Regions from separate parts of the Homo sapiens genome. Here all the other regions are linked to region 2. A link is a contact called in ENCODE Hi-C or POLR2A ChIA-PET data. All regions are on one chromosome and are shown on one strand. Each heading gives the region's core, a stretch centred on a gene start or an enhancer-like site at or near the end of the contact. The rest is flanking DNA. Distances are from core to core; before and after follow the strand shown. Region 1 overlaps NEK7 (NIMA related kinase 7). Region 2 overlaps PTPRC (protein tyrosine phosphatase receptor type C). Region 3 overlaps NEK7 (NIMA related kinase 7).

The links. Hi-C counts contacts between places; a loop is a spot of excess contacts on that map. ChIA-PET counts read pairs that join two places held with the same protein, here RNA polymerase II (POLR2A). Pooled maps may share reads with other maps.
Region 1: a loop to region 2 is called in a map of MCF 10A, with 4 times the contacts of the local background. The contact joins two enhancer-like sites. A Hi-C loop is called at or near these places in 1 of 168 maps with a recorded cell type or tissue (MCF 10A), 20 of 37 single-sample maps with no recorded cell type and 14 of 50 pooled maps. POLR2A ChIA-PET finds 5 or more read pairs at or near these places in 1 of 52 experiments (activated naive CD8-positive, alpha-beta T cell).
Region 3: a pooled map shows a loop between it and region 2 (2.8-fold over the local background). The contact joins two enhancer-like sites. A Hi-C loop is called at or near these places in 2 of 50 pooled maps. POLR2A ChIA-PET finds 5 or more read pairs at or near these places in 5 of 52 experiments (BJ, GM10248, H1 and 2 more).

The regions. Positions count from the first base shown.
Region 1 is chr1:198,250,907-198,255,383 of GRCh38, reverse strand. It overlaps NEK7 (NIMA related kinase 7), which reads right to left. Exons shown (of 10, transcript NM_133494.3): 3 at 2,204-2,344. Among named protein-coding and RNA genes, the nearest start is that of NEK7, 96 kb to the right of the region's middle. Within about 2 kb of position 1,588, at least 4 of the 41 ENCODE cell types and tissues checked have a DNase peak (open chromatin) inside an H3K27ac peak, as active enhancers do.
Region 2 is chr1:198,680,024-198,684,773 of GRCh38, reverse strand. The region is part of intron 2 of PTPRC (protein tyrosine phosphatase receptor type C); the gene reads right to left. It also overlaps the pseudogene PEBP1P3. Among named protein-coding and RNA genes, the nearest start is that of PTPRC-AS1, 15 kb to the right of the region's middle. RefSeq lists an enhancer at 2,534-3,104. Within about 2 kb of position 3,358, at least 16 of the 41 ENCODE cell types and tissues checked have a DNase peak (open chromatin) inside an H3K27ac peak, as active enhancers do.
Region 3 is chr1:198,185,635-198,190,442 of GRCh38, reverse strand. All of the region lies in intron 1 of NEK7 (NIMA related kinase 7), which reads right to left. Among named protein-coding and RNA genes, the nearest start is that of NEK7, 31 kb to the right of the region's middle. Within about 2 kb of position 2,207, at least 3 of the 41 ENCODE cell types and tissues checked have a DNase peak (open chromatin) inside an H3K27ac peak, as active enhancers do.

The DNA.
Region 1 (4,477 bases), core at 339-2,838, 430 kb after region 2:
CCAGAGACCTCCAAATGGATCTCAATCCATCCAACCTCCCATCTTGACAATCTGTGGCAGATTGGCAGCTATGTTCTCTCCATTCTATTCTGTATGTTGAGCTTGTAATTTTACTTTGAAAATAATGGATTTTGAAGATTGTTACTCTACTTGAGAGTCCACAATGCATCCTCAATTGCCTACGGTTCAAATTCCTCTGTCTGGCTCCAATGCTCACCACAATCTGGGCTCATATTTATAGCCTGGCTTAAGTTCCAATTCCACCAATTCCAACAGCTCAAATTGACATCTCCATTCTGTGAACTCTTATTTAAATCAGGAACCCATGCCACAGGGTTTAACATTAAACTGTTCTAGATAGACTCTTGTTCCCCTGGAGGGCAGGAATAATACCACTAGTTTCTTTTTTATTTCCCTGGGTGCTCAGAGATCACAGTAGAAATTTAATCCATTTTAAAAATGAATCAGAGTTCTTTTGTAAGGGAATAATCGTTCCAAAAGTAATCTCTTTCATAAACACTAATAACTACATCCCATATTGTGTTTTCTTAAGCTCTGAGTGGCATATTAAAACAGAGAAGACTGCAATTCTTATATGCTGCTGGCGAAAACTTACACCAGTGCAACTTTGGAAAGCAACTTGGCATTAACTTGCAGTACACATGCATCCCCTGTGGGATGCAGTCATTTCCACTCTTAAGCACAAACAAGAGAGAAATTCTTGTATGTGTAAACTAGGAAAGACATGAGAATATCAGAGAAGCATTGTTTGTAATAGCAAATAACTGTAAACAACTTAAACAACAATCAACAAGAACAAGTGAATATTATACAGTAGCAAAAAGGATAAACTACAGCACATGCACCAACACGGACTAATTGCTCAAACACGAAGCTATGTGAAAAAAGCAAGCTGTGTGAGTGTGTGTGCGTGTAATACATATATAAAACATGCTTCATTTATGTAAAGTTTAAAAAAATGCAAAAGTAAACAATAGACTATTTTAGAAATTCATACCAATGTAGGAAAAACAATAAAGAAAAACAAAGGAATGATAAACATTACATTCAGGATATGGTTATCTCTGAGGGAAGGGAGTAGCACACACATGTCGAAAATATTTTTAATGTTTATTTCTTAAGCTGCCTTGTGGATATGCGGGTATCTCTATTATTGTTTACATCTAACACATATACCAGATAAAACCTTTTATAAATCATTAGTTTCATTTTTAAATGTAAATTAAAACTGTTCATCTCTATATTGGCTGTCACAAGTATACTAATCATCTTAAGAAGTTTAAAAAAAAAAAGACATTTAGATTTCACAGGTATCTGCAGAAAAAAGATAAAAGAGTTGCAAAGCAAAATAGTCTGTAGCACAGGTGAAGAATAACTATTACCATAATTGAAAAAGGGAAGTAAAAGTGTATGATTCACTGTGTGATTTACTGTTTGATGTCATACACACTGGAAGGCAGAAAGACAAGTACTTTCTAGGCCAGAGGACCTCATTAGGGCAAGTGAAACACTCAGGGCTCTGGCAAGTGAGCATTCCAGGGTAGCTCAGTTGGACTGCAACTCCAGGGTTAGGGCAGGACTTGGAAAGAGGAGCTGGAGCAAGATAAATGAATTCGAGAAGACAGGAAAGGGTCTGGATTAGAGAGCAAATCTGATTCCAGAATGACACAAATACAATAAGAGATTTTAAAGTTAGGTATCAATGTTCTAATTTTATCTGCCTCGTTTTTATTTCCAAGTAAATAAAGTTCACTTCATTTTCCTTTCATTTTTTTGCTGGTATAGTTTAACTGCCATTTACTAACTTCGGGCAGTACATTTTGTGACTCTAGTTTCTGACTACAGTGCCTATAGCTGTAGAACTTCAGTGAGTATTCAACATCTAGTTAAATGTCCAGGTAGAAGTAATGGTGATGACTCAAATCTGCCTCTTAAAATCTAGAGTTGTGAAAGCTTTTTGAGGTTCAATACGAGCTAAATTTTTAAAGCCTAGAAATAGTGTTAAAACTAATATTTCCACTCCATACTACACTTGTTTCTGGCTTTTAAAATACAACGTTCAATCTTTCCCAGCATTCTCAACTTAAGGCTATCAGTACCCAATCATTCAGGATATACTTTTCTCATCTATAATTCACATAGTATAATTTTACATTGATTTATATAATTAAAGTCATCTTACCTGCACTTTTTTTAAAGCTACTGGTACTCCATCCAAGAGACAGGCTGCTCTATAAACTTCACTAAATTGTCCGCGACCAATTTTCTTTTCTATTCGAAAGTTGGCTAATGTATTATAGCCCATATCCGGTCGTAAGGCCTTCTGTAATTAAAAATGTCAGAAAAATTTTCAATCACACAATATACACGCAATACACACAATCACTGATCATTTTCATATATGTAGGTGACACATAGGGTAAGTTTGCAGACATCCATTCACTCAACAACAAATATTTACTGAACTTATGCCAGGCACTGTCCTACACACTGACGATACAGTAGCAGACTAGAGAGACAATAATCCCTGTACCTGAGGAACTTACATTCTAGTGAGGGGAATAAACAAGGAATACATTAAAACATACATATATATATATGTGTGTTTTAATAAATATATAAAACATACATACATGTTTTAATAAATATGTAAACATACATACATGTTTTAATACATAAACATACATATGTTTTAATATATAAACATACATATATGTTTTAATATATAAAACATACATATACATGTTTTAATAAATATATAAACATACATATATATGTGTATATATGTACTTTTTATATATATATATATATATATATATATATATATATATATAGTATGTGAGATAGGAAAGCCTAAAAAGGAAGTTAATTAAGGAAGAAGGATACAACATAGGGATGAAGAGTCTGAACTTTTAGATAAGAACTCCTTGCAAAGGATACCCAGGAATTGAACTCAGCTCTGCACCAAGCAGACCTAATAGACATCTACAGAACTCTCCAACCTAAATCAACAGAATATACATTTTTTTCAGCACCACACCACACCTATTCCAAAATTGACCACATAGGTGGAAGTAAAGCTCTCCTCAACAAATGTAAAAGATCAGAAATTATAACAAACTGTCTCTCAGACCACAGGGCAATCAAACTAGAACTCAGGATTAAGAAACTCACTCAAAACCGCTCAACTGTGTGGAAACTGAACAACCTGCTCCTGAATGACTACTGGGTACATAACGAAATGAAGGCAGAAATAAAGATGTTCTTTGAAACCAACGAGAACAAAGACACAACGTACCAGAATCTCTGGGACACATTCAAAGCAGTGTGTAGAGGGCAATTTATAGCACTAAATGCCCACAAGAGAAACCAGGAAAGATCCAAAACTGACACCTTAACATCACAATTAAAAGAACTAGAAAAGCAAAAGCAAACACATTCCAAAGCTAGCACAAGGCAAGAAATAACTAAAATCAGAGCAGAACTGAAGGAAATAGAGACACAAAAACCCTTCAAAAAATTAATGAATCCAGGAGCTGGTTTTTTGAAAGGATCAACAAAATTGATAGACTGCTAGCAAGACTAATAAAGAAGAAAAGAGAGAAGAATCAAATAGACGCAATAAAAAATGATAAAGGGGATATCACCACCGATCCCACAGAAATACAAACTACCATCAGAGAATACTACAAACACCTCTACGCAAATAAACTAGAAAATCTAGAAGAAATGGATAAATTCCTTGACACATACACCCTCCCAAGACTAAACCAGGAAGAAGTTGAATCTCTGAATAAACCAATAACAGCTCTGAAATTGTGGCAATAATCAATAGCTTACCAACCAAAAAGAGTCCAGGACCAGATGGATTTACAGCCGAATTCTACCAGAGGTATAAGGAGGAACTGGTACCATTCCTTCTGAAACTATTCCAATCAACAGAAAAAGAGAGAATCCTCCCTAACTCATTTTATGAGGCCAGCATCATCCTGATACCAAAGCCGGGCAGAGACACAACCAAAAAAGAGAATTTTAGACCAATATCCTTGATGAACATTGATGCAAAAATCCTCAATAAAATACTGACAAACCGAATCCAGCAGCACATCAAAAAGCTTATCCACCATGATCAAGTGGGCTTCATCACTGGGATGCAAGGCTGGTTCAGTATACGCAAATCAATGTAATCCAGCATATAAACAGAACCAAAGACAAAAACCACATGATTATCTCAATAGATGCAGAAAAGGCCTTTGACAAAATTCAACAACGCTTCATGCTAAAAACTCTCAATAAATTGGTATTGATGGGACATATCTCAAAATAATAAGAGCTATCTATGACAAACCCACAGCCAATATCATACTGAATGGGCAAAAACTGGAAGCATTCCCTTTGAAAACGGGCACAAGACAGGGATGCCCACTCTCACCACTCATATTCAACATAGTGTTGG
Region 2 (4,750 bases), core at 2,109-4,608:
AAAACATTGCACCCATGAACAAAGAGCAAGAGGTTATAAAAAGCAACATCTCAAGATCAAGAGAAGAAGTCAATAGATACTGGCAAAAATCTTTTTTTTTGTTTTAAAGAAACAGCACTACAATAAAAGATAACATTTAAAAATCACAAAATATCAAGGGAGGGGAGAGTCGTGGGAGCAAAAGACTGTTCTTACTTACTCTAGGCCTTATGGTACTATTTAAACTTTCAAATTATATACACACTTTTAAATAATAATGCAAATAATAAAGAAAAATATCAGTATGTAAAGCAGTATTGAGGATAAAGAAGGCAAATTTTTGTGGCCATGAGAGGAATAAAATCAAATAATTAAAAAATTTTAAAGATAGCAACCATATCTAGCTGTCTCCCAATGACTTATGGTGTCCAATATTTACAATAATGTTTTTTGCTTGTGAATACATATGACTTTGCAAACACACACCTCAAAACTAGGAATGCATTTGTAGGTATTTTATATTTGGTTTAAAACATCATGTTATATATTTCAGGCATGTTGATTAACGAAACAATTAATGACAAAAAAATTAATAAAGGCTACTAGATAACCATTTAAGAACAATCAGTTACACTGCTTTTTTTCTGTCTTAAACTATTTATCTACAAGTCAGGGGGAAAATTTTATCGCTTCCTGTGCAATGATGGTCAAATTGAAGTCTTTGATTTAGATTTGTGTGCCTTTAAATGTCCCATAGTCAAATTTGTTTCAGAAGTAATTCATGCTACATGCCCTTTTGAGATATTTATAAAGTGTGTTAATATATTAAAAGCATAGAAACTTATGTCACTTCGTTTAGCTCAAGATCTCCTAAAAGTATTTGCCACAAACCCATTTTTTTCCCATGGACATACTATAGGACATTTGTACAATGTAACTGCAATGTTTCTGAGAACATAGTTTACAAAATTCTGGCTTGTTATCAGTTATGTATATTTATGTGTGTGTAACCAGTATTATTATCCTGAGGAAGAAAAAATATCAATCCTTTATTTGTATTAATCCTGACTGGGAATTAGATTAAAGGTGACTATTTCTGGGCTCCAGCGCTGGAAAATCTGATTTAGTAGGTTTGTGGGGTAACGTGATCTGTGCACTGGTATTTTCTTAAAGCTCTGATGGTGATTATGATGGAAACAAGGGTTAAGAACAACTGAGAAAGATGCTTCCTTACCCATATTCTCTTTTTAAACATTTTCCAGAATAGGTTTGTTCCCATATTAATTATCTTTTTGCTTCTTATGAAAATGTCTGTTTTCATTTACCTAAATCCAGGGATATATACCTGATTTATGCAATATACTTCAGATAGCAAAAACCATTTAATTATATTAATCCCTTAGTAAGTGTATGTTTTTGTAGCTCTTTGCTTCCTCTAGGATAGGTTACGATCATCATTAAAGAACAAAGAATCATCAAAAGATGTTTGCATAAGTGGTGAAATCTTTTATTAGTGTATTTGGTGCTATCAACAGTGTTTACTATTTAATAAGCGGGTACTATGTGAATGGCACTGTCCTAAATACTGTTACATATTATTTTATCTAATCATTATAGAAATCCTACAAAGTAGATGGTATTCTCTTCTTTTCACAGATGAAAGCTCAAAATCATAAAAACGTGTATGCAAGGCTAAATAAAGAACTTGTAGCAAAATGAGTCTAGATTTAAATGCAGATCTGTCTGACTGTAAAAACCCCCATGCTTGTTCAACTGCATTGCACTGTAAGGAAAAAATATTTAATGCTAAATCCAGTATTTGTGCTAAAGAGCTATTAGGGACTCAAAAATGAGTAAATATTATGTATAACCATCAAAATGGGATTCAGAGTACCACACATTAAAACTTATTGTTAAAAAGTGTAAATTGCTGGACAATGACTACAAAAGGGGTAGATTCTTATTTTTCAGAAAAATGGGAAGAAAAGTGAACAGGCCTATGCCTAACAAAAATGGTAGCATGAACTTGTCTGTCCTTCAGTATTTTTACCCAAATCTTTAAGGAAGGAAAAATAGTAGAACATGCAAAAAAAAGTTATGATTATATTATGTCTGTACTTTGAAACAAAGGAAAACATACAAAAGCCTTTGCTGATCAACCTATACCTTGTAAAAGAAGTGGGGTGAGGGAAAGAATAGGTAAATGAAGCTCCCCATAGAAAATAAACAGTGCTAGGACAGTGAGTGTCTGTGAATTTAATCTAGTTATGTAGAAACGTGTTTACAGCACCAACCACAACCCTTTCTAAATGAGCCAGGAGATGAATTAAAATTGTACTTTTTTTTGTGAACTAACTACAATATAATAAAAAAAAGCAGAAAATAAATGCTAGATTATAGGGAGTCCACCTAATAGAAACTAATCTCCCATCTCACAAACAGAATAAAATGTCTGCTGAGGCTGCACAAAAGCCTCCCACTCCTAAAGCTGAGGACAATAAAAGCAAAGGCTGATAAATGCACTGCTTATTTCTTCTTATTTCCCTTTAATGAAAACTCTGAACAGAAACACTTGGCTTACTTTCAAAATCATTAAAGGAACCCAGGCATAATGGGAAAAGCTACACTTTCAAATAGAAGAGGTTTTCAATGTGTTGTTCTCATAAGACTGCTGTTTGCACAGCTAAAAGCTAACAGCAGTGTCTTTACTGCTCTTGTGGTTTCTTCTCTTCGGTGTACTTCTGTTTTTCTTATTCTGAGTCTTTATAGGAAAGGAAGAGGCGCAGCTCATGCGGTTAAGCACACAGGCGCTACCAAATGGTGCAATAGGTTGCCATAGCACCAGCATAATCAGCCCTATCTCGGGGTTAAAACCACAACTTCTCTAGTTGACGTTGAAGCTGCCTGACTATACATTTAACTGCTACAAAATGCTGAATTTCAGATTGATTTGTGTTTGCTTCAATAAAAATGTATTTCAAAAGTAAGGTTAGTTTTATTATGTGATTTATTTCAGAAGCACTTCATTTTGAAAAGCACTCACAAATGATATTTTAATGACAAAAATAAGTTAAACCTAATATTATATTTAAAAACATAAAAAGTCACCATTGATTTGGCCAGCAACTAAGCTTTATTAATTCATTACATTATGCAACTTGGAGAAAATAGATCACAAAGAAAAAAGTAAGACAAAATGTTTATTTGTAAATAGAACTCACATTCCTTTACCACTAGATAATGAAATGATAAAATATAGTCTAGGCAAGGATATTTCCTATTTGTTCAGCAACACTATCACCACATATGAAATACGACCCTACCAGTAGGAAACATCACATTGCACCCTTTGCAAGCAAATGCACTGAAGTAAGTTGAATGGCTCCTTAAATACACACTTGATAGTCTCAAGAAAGATAATGCCTGAAAAAACAGACATGTGTAGAAACATTTTGCTGCCTTGTCACATTCCCTGATACCCTGCAGCTCTAGTTGGTAACCATTTTCCATGCTGTATATTCCTATCAATTGTCTTATGTTTTGACCAAATAATTATTTCATAAGATAGAAAATATTAAAATAATATATTAACATTCGTAAATAATAAATCCTGAAAAGGATCATGAGATCCTTTTCATTTAACTTCTTTGGGAAAATTCATATTGGGCCAGCTCTTCATCCCTTTGTACATCAGAAAATGGTTTCTCTATCTTTAGTAAAGAAGGAACATTTACCGAATACCTACTATTTGATACATTGTCTTATACAATCCTCATAATATCTCTATGTGATAAGCATTATTATTCTTGTTTTATAAAGGACAAAAGGAAGACACAGCTGGTTTAAATATATTGCTTCGAATATAGAGTAACAGTGTAAAAACTCAATCCCAGGTCTACTAGAATCCAAAGCTCCTGCATTTTCTCCTAACTCCATAATGCTGCCTCCTGGGAATAGAGGATTCAGAGCATCTATTTCACATCATTCTCCTGAATTTCGGTACACAGTCCTTGAATTCCTCCTATCTGTGGTCTGTGGCTTCCTTTTCCTTTCCATTGCCTTTACCCTGGTCCAGGTACTTATCATGTCCTATTTCAATAATGTTTATACTCAGTTTCTAAACTGACAACTTCCTCCATCCCTTCCCCATGCATGCTAGATACCGCCACATTGATCTGCTTGTAAAATGCACTGATGTGTCTCTTTCCTGTTAAAATATTTTAGTAGGAGATTCCAAAGTCTTTACGATTCACTTTACATCAATTCCTCTGAACTTTATATAACTTTACATCATTCCTCTTCAGTTAAAAGGAGATTGTTGTATCTATTTTTTTTTTTTTTTCTGAGAGAGTTTTGCTCTGTGGCCCAGGCTGGAGTGCCGTGGCACTATCTCAGCTCACTGCAACCTCCGCCTGCCGGGTTCACGCGGTTCTCCTGCCTCAGCCTCCTGAGTATATGGGATTACAAACATGCGCCACTACACCCGGCTAATATTTGTATTTTCAGTAGAGACGGGGCTTCACCATGTTGTCCAGGCTGGTCTCGAACTCCGTCCTTAGGTAATCCGCCTGCCTCGGCCTCCCAATGTTGTGGCTATTAAACAAGACAGTTTGTGAAGCCTTTAATAATATTTTTAAAATCCTATAAATGAGCCCCGGCTTCCCTGGCTAGTTTTCAGAGGCTGCCGAGTCGCCGCTGCGCCTGCGCCTTGCCTAGTGGCACTCCCAGCTGCGCGCTGCGTTCTTGCACAGCCATGCCAGGGACCTCAGCA
Region 3 (4,808 bases), core at 958-3,457, 490 kb after region 2:
TATTAAAGCTTAAGTCATCCAAAAGCATTAAAGAAAAATACTGGCATAAAAATTCCACCTCTCTGCCAGTTTAGGTTGGTTTACTTGTTGTGTGAGAAAATATCAGGGGTATAGATTTAAGAAGACGGAGGCACGCTGAAATTTAGAGGAGTCTCTAAAAGTCTGTTGTTTGTTGCAACTGACTGAAAGCTGACAACATGTTCCCAGATGAATGCTTTAATATATACTAAATGATAAGTTTTCATAGCGGATTTTGATGGCAACTCTGATAGTGTTAGGGAGATAAAATGGGGTAATTTTTATACATCTTCAAGAACAGAAAACTTAATGTGGCAGTAATATTTTCATTAAAATACTTCTGTTTCATGTGTTTCAAATAAAATGCAAGCATTTTTCAAAATAAAATTACTCAAAGTATAGGAAAGAATTATTCAAGATGTTGCATTCTTAACATTTGCCTATATGGCAATACAAATTAAATAATTAAGTAGCCACAAAATAATGACCCTCCTCTCTTTTTAAAAATATCATTGAAACCTGGAGATAAGTTTAACTTTTTAATCAATTAATACACAAATTCTTTATTCACATCCAACAGCTTCTTGCGATTAAATGCTGTTTTGATTCATAATGATTACAATTTATAGGTTTTTAAAGTTTATCACTTGAGCTTGGTAGCTATTCTGAGTTTAATACTAAAAATAAAGCAGCCCCAGAAGGAATGAATAAAATAACTTTAAGCTGTTTGTCCCAAAAGAACAAATACTTTGAAAACATATTCTAAAACATAAAATTTGCCTTCATCTTAAAAGCCCTTAACATTAATCCAAATGTTTAATGAGGCCTGTAAGTGGGTCATGACATATTTGTTCAACCCAGGCCGAAAATTTGTATACAAATTGTTCCTTAGAATTTTCAACCAAAAGTTATATATACCAAAAGAAGGATTAATAATGGAAAGTCTGACCTAACACTAGCCTGACTACTATGATCTTCTACTTAGTAGTATCCTACTGCTTACTGTTCATACCACTCAGAGTTAGAACGAATCTTTAGTTCTTTTAACTCGAAAGATGCAAATAAATATGAACTTTTTCTCTCAATTGTGCTTTAAATATAACTTATCTAATTGTAAGATGTCAGTTCATACAACTAGGGACTTACGACATGAAAATTAAACAAAAATAACAACGTTTTTAAAAAATCCTTTCAAATAGCATTCTTTTCCACTTTCTTTTCCTATATGACACTAATACCAGTAAAATCTTAATTCAGACTTATATTCAAAATACGTAACATGCCACACATAAACTGAACTAAATTTTAACACCAATGTATTTCCTAGGCAAACTGTTAACTTAGGATTTTGAAGTTTCAAGAGAGTAACAATTTTATTGAAATATTCAGATATGTAAATATTATCCATAACCTACAAATCATCACTTTCTACTCATTCAAGCGCACTTGATTTAGGATAGTAAAAGAAAACAGATGAGGTTCAATGCCTGGTTGCACAACTTTCACATATAATCTGCCACGTGCCACTTACCCTCTGTGAGCATCAGTTTTCTTTTCTGCAAAATGGAGATGATCAACTTTCCTGGCCTACTTCACCAAGTAGGATGACTTCGCGACATAAATTATACAAGTGTTTTATTAACTCTGAAAGCAGAACTCAGATATAGTATTACTATACTATTTCATGCACATTATTTGAAAAATACCTATTCTTATAATATTTTAGGTGTTTCATATTGATAATAATATATCAGGAGAGCCAAGTGTTTGCAGCACAGCCTCAAGAAGCAGACAAAACTACAAGGTCTAAGTATCTTCTGTCCCTGAGCCCTTTCTATGTAGCTAGTGGCACGGGTCAAAGTAACTACAGGGACTTCAGTACAACTGCTTACTCCCTGCCAATGGTGTCAGGCTTCCCTGCTAGCTGCTACAAAAAGTACTGAGCCCTTAGTTCTGGGCTCCTCAGCTGCCACACAACTCATGCAAGCATAACCACCATGAAGGGCCATCACTTCTCTCCACTGAACTTATAGGCAAGAAAACTGGTACTACTATGCTGATACTCCTGCTGTTTGCTGTGCTTTAAAAAACTGCCTTGCTTTCATCACTAAGTCTTATCTACTTTTATCACCTATGAAGTTGTGGTAAGCTAATCAGCTTACTTAGTCATTTCCTCTAAAACTGTGTTACCCCTTGCATTCTCTATGAAATCCAGGTTCTCACCTAAACAAAACAACAACAAAAAAAGGTAGAGCGAGCAGTGTGCTGAGATAGACAACGACTTTTTGGAAAGCCAAAAGGCAATGTCACTATGACTATTAAAACAAGGATTCCCTAAGCAAACACAGATGGGATCAGCACCCAAAAAATTGGCACCAGAAATTGTGCTATGGGAGCCCTGAAGCAGGTAGCTGGTTGAAAGCAAAGCAGTCTGATTAAAACCAGAAGTGCCTCTATAGAGCCAGATTCCTCCATGGAAATCAATCCCCCTCTACTAGCGGAACTAAGAAGCTGAGTGGCAACCTTAGAATAAATTACTCCTTCATTGCCTCCATTACATAACCTTGTACCTTTGTACCCTAATTTGCTATCCTTTAAAGATAAAGGGACCAGAGATGCAGCCAAAGTCTTTCTACCCACGGGAAAGACTTCAGGAAGAAAGGTCAAGGTGGGCAATCCAAACTTGTATGGTTCTTTTAGATACTGACACTAACGAGAGCTGGCAGCCTACAGTGGATTCTCACCAACTGAATTCAGTTGTTGTCCCTGTTGCTCTGGGTGTTCCAGACATTGTGACCATGACTGAATCAACTGCACAAACTAATGACACCTGGTATGCCATCTTGGATATTGCTACTGTCTCTTTCTCAATCCCTTGGGTACCAGAAAATTAAGATCAGTTTATCTCCAGGTTCCAAAACAGATTTACTGAGCAGCCACGGGAGTATCTGAATTCTCCTGCTGTTTGCATCAATGCTGAGATGTGGAACAAGCCTTTCTCCCTTGGCAATGGCTTTGGAAGAGATGCTGACTCACATGAGGGCCCAGGGGTGGTTCATTAATCCTGATGAGATATAGGGACTAGCCATCGGAGTCAAATTCTCAGGAGCAATGCTGACTGCCCTGAGACAATAAAGGAAAAATTACTTACCCTGCAGTCCCCACCTACCAAAAGGGAAGCCTGGCACATAATTGGACTGTTTAGATATTGAAGACAACATGTGCCTCATCTAGGCTAAACTACCCAGAGGACATGCAGGCTTCTCATTCCACATAGCAGTGCAAGTACTTTTCCCTGACAGTGGAATTCATGCCACAGAGCAAATGGTCAGAAATCTATCCTTAACTTTAGTTACCACAGGCAATGGGGCTGTGCAAACTCTGGAATATCAGCAGGTCAGCTTAAAATTCCTTTGTACAAGTCATAATGCATAACATACTGGCCTAAACTACATGCTGGCTGACCAAGATATGTATGAATTAATACCACTGCTCAGATGGAACAATCCATACTTCCCATAAGGAAGGGAGCTAAATGATTATCTGAAATAATATCTACTAGTACTGTCTGGGACTTTACTTAATTTGTTGAGTCCAGAATCCTAGGGTACATGGTTGAGGTGAATACTGCAGGTTGGCCTCATTCTGTTGATAATTGTCCTCATCAAGTGTTGTATGAGATAAACTGGATGAATTTTTCCTCAGCACCTGACAGCATATCTAATCTGAATTGCTGATGGGGTGGTATACTCATATGAAAATTTGAGTTCAACCAAGAATGTGTATGGGCAAAGGTTGGACTGTCAGGAAAGACTGTCTGTCATGGGGCCCACACATCCTTGTACATCCTTACCAAGTATGCCAAACAACAAATGCACCAGCCATCCTGTATCTTTGAGCTACTTCTGTAGCTAGTTATGTAGGCAATCCAGTAGGTCAAAGAACTGCAAAGCAGGTCTCAGCATTCCTTGCCAGCCTGTATGATAACTGGCAAATAACAATACAAAACAAAACAAAACAAAACAAAAACTTGCTCTTTTGCTCTTTACACAATATCCTGGCCTTTGAAACTTTTAAAGGAAATTCTAAAGGTAAAGGGAAGTTTAATAAATCTAAATATTTAATGGTTTCAATATTATAGTTTGCCATACATCACATACAACCGATATGCCTTAACATCACTTGAATTCATTGCTAAACAGAAAATAAGTAAGCAGAAATATTTCAGTAGCTAAAGAAATAATTTCAAATACATCCTTTCACAAGTAAAAATAATTTCTGTTGATCATTTTACTGTTCTAAACATATTTGCCATAAGTTAAGTAACATGACCATTAGAAAGGTGATCTGCTAACATAAATCTTCCAGCTAGTCAAGGGCTGCAGCATAGCTCCTTCGAGATAAGATTATCTTCTAGATCCAAGACTATGTGTATGAGTTTTAGCAAAAAAAGATGATTTATAGATTTTCATTTTCACTTTTAATATTTCAGAACGTGCCTACTGGTACAGCCTGATGAAACTGAAATAAAAATGACAACTAATCTGGAAGACAACCAGCAACCAATCACCAATCAAACTGAACAAATAATGCCTTCTCTGCCCCATTTCCTCTTCTGTCAATTTTAATAAAATCATAGTTCTCAGTACTCCTTGCCATCCTGGTACTCAGCACTCCTTGCCCCAATTTTAATAAAATCAAGAGAAGAGAAAATGGGGCAGAGAGGACATTCCAGGCAGCACTACCTATAGATGGGAGGTACTGTTTGGTCCTCACACTCATTATAAAGC